Regions from separate parts of the Homo sapiens genome. Here region 2 is linked to region 1. Evidence: chromatin contacts called from ENCODE Hi-C or POLR2A ChIA-PET data. All regions are on one chromosome and are shown on one strand. The core of a region is the stretch at or near the end of the contact, and the rest is flanking DNA. Distances in the headings are between cores, read along the strand shown. Region 1 has its middle 6.3 kb from the start of APLNR. Region 2 overlaps TNKS1BP1 (tankyrase 1 binding protein 1).

The links. Hi-C counts contacts between places; a loop is a spot of excess contacts on that map. ChIA-PET counts read pairs that join two places held with the same protein, here RNA polymerase II (POLR2A). Pooled maps may share reads with other maps.
Region 2: a map of pancreas shows a loop between it and region 1 (3-fold over the local background). The contact joins two enhancer-like sites. A Hi-C loop is called at or near these places in 4 of 168 maps with a recorded cell type or tissue (IMR-90, endothelial cell of umbilical vein, mammary epithelial cell and 1 more) and 4 of 50 pooled maps. POLR2A ChIA-PET finds 5 or more read pairs at or near these places in 10 of 52 experiments (A673, AG04449, AG04450 and 7 more).

The regions. Positions count from the first base shown.
Region 1 is chr11:57,240,034-57,247,039 of GRCh38, reverse strand. No RefSeq gene overlaps it. Among named protein-coding and RNA genes, the nearest start is that of APLNR, 6.3 kb to the right of the region's middle. RefSeq lists enhancers at 4,391-4,685, 5,708-6,474. Within about 2 kb of position 4,504, at least 3 of the 41 ENCODE cell types and tissues checked have a DNase peak (open chromatin) inside an H3K27ac peak, as active enhancers do.
Region 2 is chr11:57,301,031-57,308,411 of GRCh38, reverse strand. It overlaps TNKS1BP1 (tankyrase 1 binding protein 1), which reads left to right. Exons shown (of 12, transcript NM_033396.3): 6 at 1-17; 7 at 5,587-5,953; 8 at 6,188-6,338; 9 at 6,469-6,605; 10 at 7,371-7,381. Among named protein-coding and RNA genes, the nearest start is that of TNKS1BP1, 20 kb to the left of the region's middle. RefSeq lists enhancers at 3,765-4,301, 4,302-4,837, 4,838-5,375, 7,294-7,381. Within about 2 kb of position 4,136, at least 7 of the 41 ENCODE cell types and tissues checked have a DNase peak (open chromatin) inside an H3K27ac peak, as active enhancers do.

The DNA of each region.
Region 1 (7,006 bases), core at 3,255-5,754:
ACTATTATTATTATTATTTTTTGTTTGTTGGTGACAAACTACCTGTAGTTGGAAAATTGGAATTGGAGTCTTCTCCTTAATATGGGCCTTTGGTCTGAAAAACTGCACCTGTTTCCTAACGAGCCTAACCCATTCTAACCCATCCTCAAAGATGCCTCCAGAGTGAGCATCCTAAGGCTTAGATATGATCCTTCAGCTCAGCACTATCCAATAGGACTATAACAGAAGTTACATATGTGATTTTAATTTTCCTAGTAGACACATTAAAAAAGTAAACGAGGCTGGGCATGGAGGCTCACTCCTGTAATCCCAGCACTTTGGGAGGCCGATGTGGGCATATCACTTGATGTCAGGATTTTGAGACCAGCCTGGTCAATATGGCAAAACCCTGTCTCTACCAAAAATACAAAAATTTTCCAGGCATGATGGCACATACCTGTAATCTTAGCTACTCGGGAGGCTGAGGCGGGAGAATCACTTGAACCTGGGAGACGGAGGTTGCAATGAGCTGAAATCCCGCCACTGCACTCCAGCCTGGGTGACAGAGCAAGACTCTGTCTCACAAAAAAAAAAAAAAAAAAAAAAAAAAGTAAAAGAAACAAAAGAAGTAGACTTCATTTTAACAATGTACTTACTTTAATATATCCAAATGTTATCATTTTGACATGCAATCAATAGAAAAAAATTACTAATGAGATATATTACGTTCTTTTTTCATACTAAGTCTTTGAAACCCAGTGTGTGTTCTACACCTGCAGTGTCCCACCATCTGCCTGGCCACATTTCCAGCCCTCCATAGCCACACATGGCAAGTGGCTCGCCCACTGCACAGTGCAGTGTTAGCTCTTCAGCAGCAAAATGGCATTTGCTAATTTTCTTAGCCTTATGTCACTTTAGTCCTAGGACATTTTAAATTCTTTCTTTCTTTTCTTTTCTTCTTCTTTTTTTTTTGAGATGGAGTCTCACTTTGTTGCACAGGCTGGTTGAAGTGGTGCGATCTCGGCTCACTGCAACCTCTGCCTCCCAGGTTTAAGCAATTCTCTGCCTCAGCCTCCAAAGTAGCTGGGATTACAGGCGCCCGCCACCACACCCATCTAATTTTTGTATTTTTAGTAGAGGTGGGGTTTCACCATCTTGGCCAGGCTAGTCTTGAACTCCTGACCTTGTGATCTGCCCGCCTTGGCCTCCCAAATGCTGGGATTACAGGCGTGAGCCACCACACCCAGCCTTAAATTCTTCCTTTTGCATCTTTGCACCTTAGCCTGTGTCTTTCTGTCCACATGGCATTCTTTGCATGCTGTCTCCTTTACCTTGCTGAAACCTTATACCAGCCCTGGGGCAGTAGATATTCTAATGACTCCCATTTTACAGATGAGAAAACCAAGACTTGAAATGATCACACTCCTTGGTGCTCCATGGCAAAGTGACTTGTAAGTGGCTACCTGACTCCAGCCTCTATGTTCTGAACCACTCTCCTCTCCTGAAGGTTGAATGGGTAGGGATGCCAAGACTGGAATGGGAATGGGCTGCTGGAGGCAGGATTGAGTGTCTGGTCAACAGGGGTATTCAAGAGACCCCTGGATGGTCCTCAGAGTGGGTGTGGTAGAGGAGATTTCTGCACTGAATTGGGGTCAGGGATGCAGGTTGAAGATGCTCGTTGCAGGTCCAGGAATCTGGGATGTTTTCTGTTCCCCGGGGGAGGTTTCTGGGGCACTGTGGTCTCCATTGCCTGTTTGGGCCCCAGGGTGGAAGGCTTGATTTCTTCCTTTAGCTGTGCAAGGCTGGCCTTCCCCAAGACTTCCCACAAGGCCTTCCCACAAGGCTGGCCTTGCCTTTGTGCAGCCTCTGGGCTAATTGCGTTGGTCTTCTACCCTGGAGGGCCTGGCCCAGCATCCTCCCATTGTCAGTGCTGATATATATCTCATTAATGTAGACTCACTGTAAATATTTTTAGAAACACCATGTTGCTCTCCTGAAGGCTGGCAGGGCTGGGTGTGAGCCGGCCTGGTCCTGTCAGCCTCTTCCTGACCTCCTTCCTGCCTCTGCTGTACTTCCTGTCTTCACGGCCTCCTGCCCAAGTCCCTCCTCTCAGCCAAACAAAGACTTCCTCTGCACCTAACCTTTGGGGGTGGGAGGAGAAGACAGGGTGGCATAGGGACACCTGGACAAAACCCTTTGGCTCTCCCTCCCTTGCTTTCCCCATGGGTAAGGTCAAGTGTGTGGAGCAGATCGCAGCCACAACCTTTCGGCATCAAAGACTGTCTCGCTTGCTTTCCTGTTCTCCCCACAGTGAATCCTTTTTAAGGAAGGAGTCTGTTGATCTAACCCACCTTGTTTATGAAATCGTAATGAATTCATCTGCTCAGTTTTTATTCATCAAAGGCATGATGAGCAGCATGGAGTAACCAGAGTCCCCACACTAATTTATTAAAGTCTAAGCTCGCGGTGCTGGTGCTTGACATTTAAAGAGGGTTGTCTTATGATAGGGTGAGAAGAATGTGCCATTTCCACAAGATTTCATGAAATGCTGATGCTGGCCCAAGCTACTGCCTCTCTCCCCATTTCTATCATCAAGGGTCTCTGATGTCAGCGTGGGAATCAATGGGCTAATAAAATTTTAGGCATCTTTCCTGTTCTAAGTCATGGGAACCCAGTGCCCCATCCAGATTGTCCTAAGAAAGTTCTTTCTTTCTTTTCTTTTCTTTTCTTTTTTTTTTGAGACAGAGTTTTACTCTTGTTGCCCAGGCTGGAGTGCAATGCTGTGATCTTGGCTCGTAGCAAATTCTCCTGTCTTAGCCTCCTGAGTAGCTGGGATTACAGGTGCCCACCACCACGCCCAGCTAATTTTTTGTATTTTTAGTAGAGACAGAGTTTCACCATGTTAGCCAGGCTGGTATCGAACTCCTGATCTCAGGTGATCCACCTGCCTCGGCCTCCCAAAGTGCTGGGTTACAGGGGTGAGCCACCAGGCCCAGCCCCTAAGAAAGTTCTGATTACTCCAGAGGTTATAGAAATGGGGGTCCTACAATTCCAGTGCATATATTAGAGGGCACTATGTATGGGGCGCTGTGCCAAGTAATGGGGGGATGGGTGGGTAATGGTAGGTAAAAGGGTGACAGGAGGTGGGTGGGAGATAAGGAAAGGCTTCCAGACCCCTGATTCTCACAGTCTAACAAATAGCCCGTCAAAGTGGGCTTGGTGCTGTAGTGGGGAGAATGGATTCTCATGTGATCTTGCCATTCATCAACAAGAGGGTCAGTTTGTCTCCCACTTTTGATCTTTTTGGCAAGAAACCCACTTCTCCAATCACATCTGGAAGCCATAGCCATAATTCCCAGAATCACAGAAAGCTAAACCCGGCTGGCCCAATGTCCTCATGTACAGATAGGGAAACTGCCCCACAGAGAGGGGCAAAAGCCTTGCCCAGGGTACAAAGCAAGCTAGTTATTGGAGTTCAGGTAAGATATCAGTGACTCCTAAGAAACCTCCCCGATCTATACTATCTGAAAATGCCAGTTTCCATTTACTCGCTGCATCACTCTCCAGTTTATCTTTCCTTGTAGTGCTTATCATTACCTGAGTTCACTGCATTTATCTAACTTTCATCGTTTTGTCTCTCTTCCACCTCTAGAATGAAAGTGCAGGAAACCGAGGGCATAGTTTGAATTGCTCACACTGTATGGCAAGTGCCTCAAATAGAGCCTGGCACATAGTAGTTGCTCAAATTTTTTTTTTTTTTGAGATGGAGTCTCGCTCTTGTTGCCCAGGCAGGAGTGCAGTGGCGCGATCTCGGCTCACTACAACGTCTGCCTCCTAGGTTCCAGTGGTTCTCCTTATTCAGCCTCCCAGGTAGCTGGGATTACAGGCGCCCGCGACCATGTCCGGCTGATATTTGTATTTTTAGTAGAGACGGAGTTTCCCCATGTTGGCCAAGCTGGTCTCGAACTCCGTACCTCAGGTGATCCACCCACCTAGGCCTCCCAAAGTGCTGGGATTACAGGCGTGAGCCACCGTGCCCGGCCAGTAGTTGCTCAATATTTTCTGAGTGAATGAATTAGGATGGGATTAGAACAAGAGGGTCAGTTTGTCTCCCACTTTTGATCTTTTTGGCAAGAAACCCACTTCTCCAACCATATTTGGAAGCCATAGCCGTAATTCCCAGAATCACAGAAAGCTAGAACCAGGCCAGTGGGTGAGTTTTCTTGCTGTCCCCAGAGACCAGGGAGTTTTGGGAGTTTGCAGTATGGCCTTAGAGTTTGAAATAGCACCAAATGGTGGGGTTGGGGGTGGAGAGAGTTGCTGAGGGGGTTTCTGTTTTAATTATCAGAAAGCGGCTGACCATTTGTTTTTGGTCAGATAAGCTGCTAAAGTCGGGCGTGTGTGTGTGTGTGTGTGTGTGTGTGTGTGTGTGCGCGTGCGCGCGCGCACGCGCGCGTGCCTAGGGTGGGGGTTGGGGGTGTTGTGTGCTAGAGAAAGGAGAGGTGAAATTCCTCAGTGTGGGCTGGGCAGTCAAGTTATATCCCTCCTGTGTCCCTGCCCTCCCTTCCCCTTTCCCTCAGATAACACCACCAGCTGTTAGGGACACAGCTGTGGCTGCCTCTCGGGAAGGAGAGAAAAAGGCCCTGTTGCCCTGGGTGAGTTCCCAAGCTGTGGAGTTCAAAGCAGACCTGTGAAGTGAGGGGGCTGGAGCAGAGAGCTAGGAGGGAGGAGGTGAGAAGTCAGGAAGAGCACAGAAAGGCAGTACTTCCACTTTGATGTCCCCAGCCCACAGCTTTGGGTAGGGTCTGGGTGAGGTCCCAGCAGAGGGGTTCAGCTTTCCCCCTTCATCCCAAACTCTTAGAGAGATCCAATTAAGCACCCGTCCCTGTACTGCAAGCAGTGTGTTTATTCAGATCTCTGATCCCACTACACACAAGCAAGCACACTCTTCTACGCACCTGATGTACATTCCTTGGGTGAATGTGTGCATTCAGTGCACGCTCATGCCTACAACACACAAACATGCATACTCTTCTATACACGTTAATGCATGAACCCAATGCACATCATAGCCCACTATGCACAAGCAAGCACACTGTTCTACATGCATGAATGCATGCACCCAATGCACATCCTACCTCACTATGCACAAGCAAGCACACTATTCTACATCCATGAATGCATGCACCCAGTGCACACTCATATCCCCCTGCACACACAAGTTCAGCCTGCTCACAAGCACCTACAGACTTCACATCCAAGTGACCTCGTGGCACACAGAAAACTTGCATTCACAAAGCACACATAGTCAGCATGTCCATGGGCACAGGCCAAGTCAGGCTCTGCTTTTTAGGCCAGGCACAAACCTGGTGGTGGGGTGGGTGAGGAATATTGAACCACTGACTCCAGAGGTCTCCCAGAAGTCTGGGCTCTCCTCAAAGGGCACTAGCAGGTCTGGAGTGCTTTTCTGCCAGGTGTCATTCATCTCGGTCTCATCACAATGCCCTGAAGAAATCACCCAGGAGAGAGAGGGAAGTTCCCCAGGAAACCTGTGCAGGCCTCTCCAGGGCAGGCCAGCTCTGGGCACCCTGGCCAACAGGCTTGCCTTAGCTATTGGTTTGCCAGATAGCTCAGAGTAGAATTTCCTGGATCACTTTAGCAAAAGTTGCCTTGTTAATGCAGTAGAGCAGCTCTGGGGTGAAGATCCAAGTCTTACACCCTTCTCCTGAGTGTGTTTCTATTGCTTTAATTCAACAGACTTTTACCAGGTGCCAAGTAGGGTGGGGGGCAGAAATGAAAAGAAGATATCTGTCCCAGGCCTTGTATATGTCTAGTCTGTGAGGCCCAGGACCCATATACTTCTGAGCCCCGGGACACACAAGTTTCATCTTCAGCTACTGGTCCTATTTTCCAGTCTTTCTTCTGTGTGGAATGGTGCAATGCGGAACAGGGACAGATCAGATCAGGCAGGATAAGGAGTGAGCTGGCTAATTCTGCTCACTTCAGGCTGTCATTGCAGGGGGCACTCAGGCCATCTGGCTACAGCTGGCTCCTGGTTGGAGGCCGGATCTTATCAGCACTCTACCCTCTCTGGTCCCAAACGGTGGCCTCTTCCCAGCCCTGGCCCCCAATTCCCTCCCCTCTCAATGAGTCTGGTAACTCTAGTGAGATTAACTGCTCTTTACTCCCTCTAGGGCAGACATCCTGGAGGTCGGCAGATGAAAGCGATGGATCCATATCCTTTCCCACAGGGGTCTCCAGGCTCCTGTCTGGCTCAGCATTCCAGTGGGAACAGCTGAGGGGAGGGAGACAGGGACCTGATTTCAGGGACGCTTCAAGCTTGCTAGCTCCCTTCTCTCTGTATTTCTAGCTGCAAAGGGCACAGACATCTGCATCTTTCTGGGAGAATCATGGGAGAACTGGGATCACTAGGCGTCTCAAACTTGGTCTTTATCCTGGAATGTCCCAAGCAGTAATGTTTACTCGTAAAAGGGCCATCTATTATGACCTGACCTGAGCCAAGCTGGTCCCTGCACAACTCCAAGGTCCCCTTTGATAGGTAAAGATAGCTTACCACTGAAGAAGTCTGAGGTAGCCAAAGGTTAGCTATTTCCACCCAGGATATAATGTCAGGATATAATGAAACTATTATATCAGGATATGATGAATGAATCATGATATGATGAATGAATGTCAGGATATAATGAAAACCATTCTGCCATCTGCGCAGAACTTCTATTAGCCAAAAATGCAGGAGCAAGAGGCCCCAAGCAATTCCTACCCTGTGTACTGTGAGATGGATGGAGCCCCAGCTCTGGATCCTATTGGGTGTCCCAGCCCCCACTGTACAGAATGCCAAGATTCCAGGGGCAGAGTCCTGTTAGCTTTCTAGCTGGCACCAGGCAACCAGGAATTCTCTTTGGCAATGGCTAGAGCGAGGGTGGTTTCTGGATCAAGTCTATGGTGCTAACCCTAAGTGTACAGATTATTGCCTGGCAGGATTCTTATACCCTGTCTAATCAATGTG
Region 2 (7,381 bases), core at 2,887-5,386, 62 kb before region 1:
CTCAGCTTCGGAGCAAGGTAATGAACGGAGCCCCATCCCAAGTGTGGGAGGGAACATGTGAAGGCTGTCCAAGAAATCGGAACCTTTCTGAGGAGGGAAGAAACAGTTTTTCCTGAGGACTTTTAGTGTTTGGGTAATTGAGACATTTTGGACTAAGAATTTTTAGTTCTACTTAAAAATAATTGAAATATGATACACATACAGGTGAGTTCCTTTTTTGAAGGATGACTAATGTGTTACTTTTGCAACCCATGTTTGAGCTTGGTGATTTGGAATTGTGACTGTGACGGGGGAAATGGTGCATGTCATAGCTTGGATGGTTTCTGATGGGTTCTACTCTTGTACACAGTAGCCGTTCCCCAGGCCTCTCAGCCCTGAAGCCACAGGTGGTTTCATAGGTATAGGGCAGAGAATTCCGTGTCTTCTTGGCTGGGGCCACCACAGCCAGGAGTGGAGTGGACAGTGGAACCCACGGGTTCTCAAAGAGGTTAGGTACTTGGTGCTTCTTGCCTGTCCTGTCTTGAAGCCTGGAATAGCAAGTTCAAGAACCTGAAGGGTATGGGGACCTGGCCCCATGACCTTGGCCTCTGTGCAAATTTGCTGAAAGAACTTTCCAAAGGCTTTGCAAGGCAAGCACAGTCTGTTTCATGGATGTTTTAAAACCAGCTGAGATGGTTTTGCAGCTGAGAAACGTGCTAAAAAGGCATTGCATCCGTTTTGTTAACATTTCCATCCATTGAGATTCGCTTTTATTCCCTTTAGTGAGCAGAAAATGTTACCTTTTCCAGCCCCACAGTGGGAGCTTCTCACTGGGTATGTGGGGAAGGCAAGGGAAGTGTGGGGCAGGGGCTTTTATAAGTGGAAGGGGTTGGTGGTGGGAGGAGAGGAGCAGGAAGGGGCTAGAGCATATCATGGTGGTCTTGGGGACTCTGGAGAGGCATTTGGGATGGAGGAGGAGAAGGGAGAGAGGAAGATGGGCCCAGTGAGATGCCCAGGGGGATTTGAGGAAGTGGAGCTTCCTGACGACTCAGGCTGTTGACGGGGTGGTGACGGAGCACAGGGAACCACTGAGGCTGCATTGAGGACTGCAGGGACGAGGGGAGGGCGCAGGACTAGGAGTTGGGAGGCCCTTGTGGTCCTGGGCAGGTTGCTGGGCTCTGAGCCTCAGTTTCTCAGGGTTTGACTCAGGAAGTGCAGAGTTCCAGCTTTAATGTTCTTGGTGCAGGGGAGAGTCCAGGCTTGGCGTGGTTGTTCCTGATTTCTCTTCCTGGGACTCATAGAACTTTGCACACCCCATGCTTAACCACACGTCTTACCTCATTGATCTTCACAGCTGCTCTGTGAAGCAGGAAAGTGATTTTTATCCTCTCCGCTGGAGGGTCGAAAGGTGGTGTGACCCCTTAAGGGCAAAGAGTCAGGAGTACCTCTTTCTCACTTGTATATGTTAACTGCTTTCAGGTGTGGCCACTGTGGGACCACTGCCCCCCTCCCACCCAACCCCCCCCCCCACCACCACAGCTCTCTGCCTTTCCGTTCTGTGTGGGGTGGCTCTTAAGAAGTGGAAAGTGATCATCTTGTTCCCTTAGTTTAGGATGGAGGGAGGTGGGGCGGGGATTGTGATGGGACTAGGTTAGGGGAAGAGGAGGATAGTGTCATCATTGTGTCTTTAAAACACCCAGGCTTTTGTGGTTGTGTTACCGTAATCTGGCCAGTGTTGACTTTAACCCGAGTTCAGGGGTTAGCCGTGATGCCATACAGGTGAGCCTCATTGTATGCAACAGAAAGCGTGGCTCCTAACAGAAAGCACGGCTCCTCAAAAAGCCGAACGAAAACAGTTGCTTTAGAGAGGAGTTCGAGGGGCTTGTTTGAATTTTATGCTTTCGGGCAGCCTTTTCTAAAATGTGTCCTAAAGAATACCAGTCTGTGAATATGTTTGGAAAATGCTGGGTACTCTGTGGCCGTACAGAAGACTTAGTCTGTATATTAGCATATATTAGTACCTTAAAGACAAGTAATGCAGTATTTTCCAAGCTAATTTGGCTAATGTCCAAGAACCTAGTGTTCTGAGCAGGGAAATTCTGATGTAGGGAAATTCTACACTATGGGCACTTTCTCTTTTTTTTTTTGAAACGGAGTCTTGGTCTATCGCCCAGGCTCCCAGCCTGAAGTGCAGTGGTGCGATCTTGGCTCACTGCAACCTCTGCCTTCTGGGTTCAAGCGATTCTCCTGCCTCAGCCTCCTGAGTAGCTGGGAATACAGGCGCACATCACCACGCCCGGCTAATTTTTGTATTTTTAGCAGAGATGGGGTTTCACCATGTTGGCCAGGCTGGTCTTGAACTCCAGACAGACCTCAGGTGATCCACCCACCTCGGCCTCCCAAAGTGCTGGGATTACAGGCATGAGCCACCATGCCTGGCCCACTATGGGCACTTTCTCTTTAAAGAAAATTTTGGAGGTTCCCTTTGTAACGAGAAGTCCTTGAGAATAGCTCAGAGGGGTCTGGCTCTGGGTCCATCTGCCAGGCTTGCGTTCTGATTCTGTCACCACCTCTGTGACCTTGGGCAAGTTTGTTCTCTTCTGCGGGCCTCCGATTCCTCGTCTGTAAGTTGGGAGTAACTTACTCCCAGTACTCATGGGGTTTTGTTAATTGTTCCTCACAAAAACTAGGGAAACTGAGACCCAGAGAGGCAGTGTGACTTGCACCGGTTCCCACGGCTGGTGGCTGTGGGTTCTTCTTGTCTCCCTGGGCCCAAGCCGTGCAGTCTTCTCTGGGCACCCTCCCTGTCTCTCTGGGGTCAAGGTCAGCTGCTATTTCTCTAGACACATCTTTCCAGCTTCACCCCTCCCTCATTTCAGGTCTCAGAACACTGGGATATTCACGTTTTGTAGTTCCAGCGCCATGTTTGCCTCTGGAGCAGTGGTGGAGGGTGGGGTGGGATACCGTCTTGGTCCTCAGGGTACTCTAAAGTTTAGACCAGGTGAAGGGTGTAGATGCGACAAGATGAGGCACATCCTCTCTGGCCAGGGACCCGTGTTGAGGATGATAATGACTATCCTAATAATTTGTTGTATTTGTCAAGTGCTAACTATGTGTTAGGCACATATTTCTGCCAACAAACTAGAACAGTTTATGTACTTTTATTATCCCCATTTTACAGATAAACTGAGGTTCAGAGTGGGACAAATAACTTGTGGTCAAAGCCACAGGCATAGGAGGAGACAGAGCCTAGCTGTGTCCTGGAGTGGCAGGACTCAGTCCCTGTGTTCCTAACTACCCCTCTTTCCTGCTCCCATGCCGGGAGGGGCTCAGCTTATACATGATCTGGGTGCTTAGGGGTAGGAAAGCTGCTTCTAAGATGGGGTGAAGGGCGAGTGGGGTTTAGTCCGGCGGGGTGGACGTAGCTGCACTTTCTTGGGTTTTCCCCACTCGCCACTCTCTGCTCCTCAAGGCCACCTCCAGAGCTCACTGACCTCTGCCTGAGTGGCTTGGGCCACCTCTCGCTTTAGGAGTGGATTTTTTTTTTTTTTTTTTTTTTTGAGACGGAGTTTTGCTCTTGTTGCCTGGGCTGGAGTGCAGTGGCGCGGTCTTGGCTCACTGCAACCTCCACCACCCGGGTTCAAGCGATTCTCCTGCCTCAGTCTCCCCCAAGAAGCTGGGATTACAGGTGCCTGCCACCATGCCTGGCTAATTTTTGTATTTTTAGTAGAAACAGAGTTTCACCATGTTGTCCAGGCTGGTCTGGAACTCCTGACCTCAGGTGATCCGCCTGTTTTGGCCTCCCAAAGTGCTGGGATTACAGGCGTGAGCCAGGGCATTTCACATCTCTTTAGCTCATGGGGCCTGCCCTTAGCCTTCTTTTGCCCCACCCCAGGGAGAGGCTTTGGGCCTGGCCTCTGTAGTCTGGGTGGGGTGCTGTTGCCACCCCCTCCCTCCAAATTCTCCCTGATTTTAAGCTGGCTGTCAGGGTGAGCTGGCTTTGGCCCCCAGCCAGGGCTGCTCCCAATTCTGCTGCCTTGCTGTACTTCTGCTGCCGCCACTGCCTCCTCCCCCAATGTCTCTCCCCAGACCACTTTAATTTCCATCTGTCAGCAGCTTGTGGAAGGACAGACTACCACTCATGCTCTCTCTCCCTGCCCCCTCTTCCTGCTTGGTATTGACTCACCTGCCCCACTCTCCTCCTGCTTTAATCCCAGTGGGAACCTGGGGCCTGGCTTCCAGGCACTGCCGTGCCAGGCTTTCCCACACCTCTGTGCGTAGTATGAGTGTGTGTGTGTGGGGTGGGGGTGTGGGGATGCGGGGATGCGTGTGTTTGTGTCAGGTGTGGCTCTGTGCCGTGCCTGTAGATGTGGTGGGTGCGAGGTCCATCTGGGGGAGTGACAAACAGCGCACAAGCTCTCTGCCTGAGTGTGTGTGATGGTGATGAATGTGAATGTGTCATTTTGGGGAGTGGCCGCTGGACAGGGCGGGCAGTATGAGTTAGTGAGAGAGTGTGTGGTGTGCTTGTGCCGTGTTTGTATTTTGTTTTTAGATGGGGTCTTGCTATGTTGCCCAGGCTGGTCTTGAACTCCTGGGCTCACGTGATCCCCCTGCCCTGGCCTCCCAAGTAGCTGGAATTACAGGCGTGAGCCCTGCACCCCATGTCCAGCTGTATTGTGTTTTGAGGAAGCAGCAGACAGAAGATGCATATGCTGCATGGAGGTCCAAGGTGACCCAGCCCCTCATTTGCTTGGCAAACATTTGCTTAGTCCGGCGCGTAGCCAGGCTCTGGGTCAGGTGCTGGGGGCATAAAGGCAGAAAGGGCCCCGTTTTTGCCCTTGAGGAGCTCACCGACAGGCTATGGGGACAAAGAACCACAGGAAAGAAGCAGGAACTGGCATGGATTGGAGCCCAGGGCTGGTAGGGCTGAGGCGGCCATGGTGGCTGGGAGGGGGCAGGGCAGCTTCGGAAGCAGAATTGAACCAAGGGGACAGTACCACCAGGGACGGTGTGGTGCGGGGAGCTTTCCAGAAGAGGGAGCAGCTCGTTCAAAGCCAGCAGCATGTGAGGGCCGGGTGTCTTCTGATGGTCCCTGGTTGCTCTGTGAGCCTGGGGAATGAAGAGGCATAACGTGGGGGCTGAAGACAACATGAGTCCGGAGAGGCAGGTGGGCCAGTACCTGGCTCACCCCAAGGAGTGTGACTGCCCGAGCACGTGGCCCTGGGAGGGAACACATTGCTAGCATGCAACAGCAGCAGGAATAATGGCTGCTGCTTCTGCGGTGCGTGCTGACCAGGACTGTGCTAAGTGCTTTAGATTTTTCTTTCATCCTTGCAGCGACTCCGTGCAGTTAGAGGAGCCTGAGCTGTTTCCAGGGGAGGGGGCTCACCCGAGGTCTCAGGGATTTGAACCTGCCAGACTGGCTCAGCTCTTCACCTGTGTGCTGTGTTGCTCAAGGCCCTGACCGTGTCCTTGGAGTCTGGAAAAAGCATGGGAAGGAGGGCAAGGGAGAGTTTGGGGGCTGGGGGAAGGAGCTTGTGAAGTAGGCTTCAGGGCAGGGAGATGGGGCCTTACGATGATCTCGTTCTCTCTCTGTCCCCTTTACAGCCCTGGCAGGTGCCCGGCCCGCCCCCCACCCTCCGGCTCCCAGGGCCTGCTGGAGGAGATGCTGGCAGCCAGCAGCTCCAAGGCGGTGGCTCGGAGGGAGTCAGCGGCCTCGGGCCTTGGGGGCCTGTTGGAGGAGGAAGGAGCCGGGGCAGGTGCTGCCCAAGAGGAGGTGCTGGAGCCTGGCAGGGACTCTCCACCCTCCTGGAGGCCGCAGCCTGATGGTGAGGCCAGCCAGACAGAAGACGTGGATGGCACCTGGGGCTCTTCAGCAGCCAGGTGGAGCGATCAGGGGCCAGCACAGACTTCTCGGCGACCCTCCCAAGGCCCTCCTGCCAGATCCCCCAGTCAGGACTTCTCCTTCATTGAGGTCAGTGGAGGGTGAGCCCATGACAGTGGGTGGGTGAGGGCGATGCAGCGAGAGCCCCATTCCTGGAGCTTCCCTGAGCAGTCCCAGTCCAGGAGGCAGAAAGCGGGTTGTAGGTGCGTCACGTGAACGTGAAGCTCCGGCTGCAGGAGGGGTCCAGCTCCTGGTCAGCTACTGTTGAGGGGCTCCCGTGGGATGAGGCAGCAATGGCAGTGGTGTCACCATTGCCCCAAGCAGGACACCGAGATCCTCGACAGTGCCATGTATCGGAGCCGTGCCAACTTGGGGCGCAAGCGTGGGCACCGGGCCCCGGTCATTCGGCCTGGGGGTACCTTGGGCCTGTCGGAGGCAGCAGACTCGGATGCACACCTGTTCCAGGACTCTACAGGTAGGGCTGATGTATTATTTGGTGATGTCTCTTGATCTCTAGGGCATTAGGCCAAGCTTTTGCAGGGGTTATGGGTTCGGGGAGTCTGGGTGTGCTGCCTTTTCTGAGCCCCTTTCCCGGGCCTTTGCAGAGCCACGGGCATCTCGGGTGCCATCTTCAGATGAAGAGGTAGTGGAGGAACCTCAGAGCCGCCGGACACGGATGTCGTTGGGCACCAAGGGGCTGAAAGTCAACCTCTTTCCTGGCCTGAGCCCCTCAGCCCTGAAGGTACCATCTGATCATTAAGCAAACATGTCCAGCCATCTGGCCAGGTGGCCACCTTGCATGCTGTCTTTCTTCTCTTCATCCATCAATTCATTCCCCTGTCCCCCTCTCCCATTCCTCCTCTCACTCTCCTCTCCATCGAGGGCTCCAGAAGATCCCTTTGTGCCCCGCCGGGCCCTATGCTGTGTGCCAAATGGGATGGAAAGAAGAACAAGATGTGTTCTTATTCTGGAACCTCAGGGGCAGTGGGAGACATGATGCCCATAATTAGCCTGGATGAGAGAAGAAGTTTAGGTGTCCCTGAGGAGAGGCACAGATAAGGGCTGGGCCTGTTCAGAGAGAGAGGAGTTATTTCCTAACAGCAGAGTGGAGGGGGATGGGAAGGGAGGGTGGATTGGAGAAGGCCTCTTGTATGTATTTGATCTTAGCCGGCGGCAGGCACAGGAGTTGGCTCCTGGAGCTGGGATGGTGGGGTGGCATTGCAGGCAGAGGGAACAGGGGTGGGAAGTCACCACTGGCTTTGTCCCACCCAGTTTGTCTGAATTCAATCCTGCCATATGTTTTTGAGGACAGAAAGGTGTGCAAGGCATAGCTCAGTTCTGCGGGAAGTGCATCTCTAAGTGACTTCCCATCCTTTGGGGTGAAAGGACTGCAGAGGGGTCTCTGCTTGATTCTGGGGACTGCACACTCTTGAGATAAGGTCTTACCCCCTGAGAGTCCTACTGCCTGTCCCTCTACTATCTATCTGCTTCTGGACTTGCTTCTCAGGCCAAGCTGCG